Linked DNA regions of Homo sapiens: region 2 is linked to region 1. Evidence: chromatin loops called from intact Hi-C (ENCODE). Cell type or tissue: gastrocnemius medialis. All regions are shown on one strand.

The links. A loop is a pair of places that touch in the nucleus more often than their neighbours do. Peaks named below come from ENCODE experiments on the same cell type or tissue, not always from the same donor. Only the 100,000 strongest peaks of a DNase experiment are listed, where the experiment ranks them.
Region 2: a loop joins it to region 1, with 15 times the contacts of the local background. A loop is called at or near these places in 4 of 110 quality-filtered maps.

What each region holds. Positions count from the first base shown.
Region 1 is chr11:74,304,172-74,306,671 of GRCh38, reverse strand. P4HA3 (prolyl 4-hydroxylase subunit alpha 3) reads left to right here. Exons shown (of 13, transcript NM_182904.5): 2 at 2,260-2,402. Among named protein-coding and RNA genes, the nearest start is that of P4HA3-AS1, 5.9 kb to the left of the region's middle. In gastrocnemius medialis, no CTCF peak of the experiment used is centred here; no DNase peak of the experiment used is centred here.
Region 2 is chr11:74,443,508-74,446,007 of GRCh38, reverse strand. No RefSeq gene overlaps it. Among named protein-coding and RNA genes, the nearest start is that of KCNE3, 23 kb to the left of the region's middle. In gastrocnemius medialis, no CTCF peak of the experiment used is centred here; DNase peaks (open chromatin) are centred at 1,367 and 1,667; H3K4me3 peaks cover 554 bases; H3K27ac peaks cover 2,133 bases.

The DNA.
Region 1 (2,500 bases):
AGGGGTTGAAATCCTACCACCTTGCCACTTCCTCTATTTTTCACTTTCATCTCTGTCTCCTCGCAGAAGTCGCCCACTCTTGCCAAAGGACTCATAGTCTCCTGTGCTCTTGCACACGTTCATTTTTTTTCACTTTGCACAAACTTTTTTTTCTTCTACTTCCATTCTTGTTATACTATTTTTGAAGTTGATAATTTTAAAACGAGCGGGAAAACTCTTGGAGAGCAGGAATAGTACCTTAATCTGCCCTGTTATAGATAATAAATTTCAGTAATATAAATTCCATTGGTGTTTTAGAAATGGAATTAACCAGAGTATACTAGGAAAGGAAACAGCATCTTTTGCCTATATAAACACTGTTGAAGGACACTGGAGAAGGGAAATTAACTGGAAAGATGATCACTTCAGGCCCTACCATTTCTGCCCTTTTCTGCATTTGTTGCCAAGCTAGAAAGGTTGGAAGTGTGCTGGACGATCCCACCTCTTATTCCCCTTTACAGTCATCACCACTTCCTAAACTCCTTCCTTGAACCCAGTCCATTCTCCATCGCTGTCGTGGTTCAGAGTCTCCTTGTCTTGTGCTTGCAGTTTTGAAGTGGCCTCCTCCCCACCCTCTCACACATTTATATATGTGAACAAGTCATAGTTTCAACAGTACCACTCTCACTTAAAGCCTTCTCTAACCTGCTCTGGCCAAATTAATCATCCCCTCTCTGTCCTCCCCACTAAGCCTTGTTCTTAAATCTGGTATTGCATCTGTAATGTAATTATTTGTGTCTTTCTTACTCACTAAACTGTGGATCCTTGAGACCAAGATTATTTCCTTATTCAGAATTTTGTCCCTAGCTCCTAGGAGAGTATACTTCATTCTTTCTTTCATAGAAATATGTATTGAATTTAGGTATAGAATGATGAGAAAAAAAGTTATTTTCTTATCCATGAAATCCTTGAGTATTAGACCTCGTCTTGCCTTTGTATCCCTAGAATCTAGCATGGAGTCTGACATCTAGCAAATAACTCGTGTAGATTGACTTACTACAAATATATCTCAAGCCTCTGTGCCTTTGTACACTAATGGTTCCTGTTGGCTTGAAAAATACTCTTCTTCTCTTCTTTGTTCTAGCTCCTTAAGAAACCATATAGCATAATCAGCTGCGAACCCAGGTTTTGGAGTTAGTCAGACTTGGGTTCCATCCTGGCTTTGCCCTTTACTAACAGTGTGGCTTTGTTTCAGTTTCCTCTCTGTGGAATGGGTAAAATTAAATCTACACTAAGGGTCGGTTGGAAGGTGGGGGGTAATTAAATGAGACAATCTATTTAGAGCACCCAACAGGCCAATACATGGTAGGAGCTCAATAAGTAATAGCTTTCAGTATTTTAACAAATCATTCAAGATTCAGATCACATGCCATCTCTTCTTGGAAGCCTTTCCTTCCCCCTTCTAACTCCCACCTGGATGAGCTGCCCTGCCTGCACAGCTGCAGCATTATATGCTCACTTCTCTCATAGCAGAGAGGTCCCCAACCCCTGGGCCAGGGACCGGTACCAGTCCATGGCCTGTTAGGAGGCGGGCCCCCCAGCAGGAGGTGAGTGGTGGGCAAGGGAGCATTACTCTTTGAGCTCCACCTCCTGTCAGATCAGCCACGGCATTAGATTCTCATAGGAGCGTGAACCTTATTGTGAACTGCACATGTGAGGGATCTAGGTTGTGTGCTCCTTATAGGAATCTAACTGGTACCTGATGATCTGAGGTGGAACAGTTTCATCCCGAAACCATCCCCCAACCCCCCGGTCCGTGGAAAAAATTGTTTTCCATGAAACTAGTCCCTGGTGCCAAAAAGGTTGGGGACCACTATATAGCACATATCACAGTGGTTATAATTAATTCAATAGTGTTTTTGAGTTTCTACCAGATACTAAGTATTGCATATACAGTGATGACAGGAGAAAAAGACTTTGTGATCCCTTTGAGAGCTGGACCCTGTCTTGCCTTTATATCTCTAGCATGGTGCCTGAAATACAGTAATTGATTAATATAGACTGACTCATTCAGTGAACAAAAGAGTGGACCTACTTTTGTTGTATCTATAGTTTTCATATTCTTTGGGCTTGCATGGCTTTTTGGTTGGACTATTATGTGAATCTCAAGAGGTTCAGCATGTCAGTGTTAGCTACTCTTAATGTACACACACCATGCCAGCCTTCCCTAGGTGTAGTGGTTGTATCAGGAGGTGAGATCATTCTACTCCTTTCTTTCAGATTCTACGACAAGGTACTTTCTTTGCATGAGGATTCAACAACCCCTGTGGCTAACCCTCTGCTTGCATTTACTCTCATCAAACGCCTGCAGTCTGACTGGAGGAATGTGGTACATAGTCTGGAGGCCAGTGAGAACATCCGAGGTAATGAGGAGGAGGGCTGGAGGGTAAGAGAGAAGATTCTATCTCCTGACTCGGTGGTAAGGAGAGAGATTCTGTTGGGATGTGATTTCAAAGGGTAA
Region 2 (2,500 bases), 140 kb before region 1:
GATTCTCACATGCTGAATTGATGAGATGCCAGGTGACTTGGACACTTCTGGAGTTCCCAGTACATAGCATCTGTTACATGGAATGCATGGAGGTGAGGAAACTCTCTCTCCCCATCGTGCTATACTTTGTCACATGGGTTTCTAATGGGTAATATTTATGTCCTTTGCTTTCAGTAAAGCAGCTCTTCTATATTTTGCTGATTCCTTCCTAACCCCAGTTTCCCTCTACAAATTCCTAAGCCTGAGCTGCAGCAAGGTCAAGAAACAAATCTGTATGACAAACCTAATGTTAAATGTTGGCTCATTCCTCCTTGATTTTGAAGATTCTATTACTGGATCCATGTTGCCTATCTCCTTACTTTCCTTAAGATGAGTTCTCTCCCAGGAGAGACCCAAAGCCCTCACAAAAAATGGACTTTGGGTGAGTTGGGCCTACTAGGTCGAATATGCCCAATTGGTTCCTCCAGGAAGCAGATGCCAAAATGGAGTGAGAAGTGCCAGAAATGTACTGGGGCGGGGAATGCCTGTGAGGGAGCAGGAGTAGATGCGGGAGCCTCAGATGGTGATGCAGATCTGACACCAGCGAAAAAAAGAGGGAAGGAAGAAGGACCAGGCAGGAGGAGCGTCAGGTTTCAATGCAGCTCTGAGAAAGTCTCAGCCAGGCTGATGAGGAGCCCCAGAGCAGAGACTGCCCATTACAGGAGTCCCATGTTGGGCAGGAATGGCTTGACTTTCATACGTCTGCAGAGCTTGGTCAGTGGCAGGGAGAAGGCCAGGGTGAGCATAACCGGGGTGTAAACACTGCAGGAGAGCCCAAAGGTGCTGCTGCCTGAGGCCGGCCACTAACTGCTCTTCTCCCAGCAGGCTCCCTGTGGGAGACCTGAACAGCTCACTCCTGGTGGCTGCCATATCACGAATACCCACACCTGTGTGAATTCCAAAAGTGGACATAATTTAAGCTCAAACGGAGCCCCAAATGTACATTTATTACAATTTTTTGTTGAGTGTACAAAAAGTATTGCACTTGGCACAGCAGCAGCCCCACCCTCACCAGTGGAACAATCGAAGCGAAAAAGGACTAGTCTGGGAAGGTTTCAGGTAAACAAGTGAGTTTTTCTTACCATGATTGTCAACAACAGCCTCCATTATAGATTAACACTGTGTCAAGCTTAGTACGAGAGAACAATTCTCAGGGAGCTTAAGTTTGCAATAAAATATTCCTCACACGAGGCGCTCAGAGCAGACTTTTGAAGAGTTTACATGCCAATCACTGGATGCTCCAAGGAGGGAGGAGCTTCTTAGTAGAACTGGCCCTGGAGGCTACCAGAGAGACCTTGAAATTGATCTGGCAGCCAACTGGGTGGTGCAAGGACATGCTCCACCCCTAGGACCCTGCCAGCCAAGCTGTAGGATTTTTTGAGAGGCAGGCCCAACACCTGTTGTGGCTGCTGGATGAGATTCAAAATATAAGGAGAAAAGACAGAAGAGGAAGGAACTGGAAAAGAGGAATTTGTAGCTAGAAGAAGAAAGACAGCACGCTTTTCAGAACCGTGCCAGAATTCATCCCAGGCTAATCACCTGCCAAAAAAGAGATAGTGTCAGTGGTAGAAAGAACATTGGAGAGGACACTTAAGCTCTGCTGCTAACTCCTCAGCTGACCTTTGTCACTCAATGCCCCTCTGGGCCTGTGCTCCTTGGCTGTAATCTGCAGAGCTAAGCCAGACACCTAAAATTCTTCCATTTGAACAGTCTAGGAATCGAACAACCTTCCTTAAAATAATCTTGGAAGAGCCTAGTATGAAATGGGCGGCGGGGCGGGGGGGGGTTGGCGGGGGAAGGATAAAAAAGAATTTCCTGTGAACTCAGGAGCAATAATATAATACAACCTAATAACCTAACCTAATCATAGCAAGCATTACAACAGGCGGGGGAATCTGGGAATGGGAGCCAGTAACATCTCTAAAGTAGAGGTAATTTCATGATCAAGACATCCAGTGCATTGAAACGTGACGCTGTTCTATCTTTACAGAGTGTGCAGATGGTTGGGAAGGAAAATAGTTCCACCTGTCAGCTGATTCTAAAAGATCTGAGCTTCATATACATTCCGTCAACACATGAACCCCTAATGTCACTAAAGCAAAGAGATGGAACTGTCTCTGTCCTTTCCTGAACGCTCCTCCAGTTTTCTCTTATAAAAGCCGTTTCTACTCCCCTTTAAATCTGCATTCGCAGTTTGTTTTCACCTAGATAAGAATGCTGGGAAGGGAGAGCATACTGTTTTTTTTTCCCCCAGTCCTACTATTTTAGGATTCTAACAACAACAGGGTTGCATGCTCCCTTCTTATTTATTTCTCTCGTTGAGCTCAGAAAATGCCACAGATAAACCAAAACGAAATGAAAAACTGCAGTCAAGAGAAGAACATAATTAGCAGCCAATCAGGAAAAGGCTGTACAATCCCTAGGCCTTTAGATACTTTATCCTCTAGGCTGGGCCCTCCCA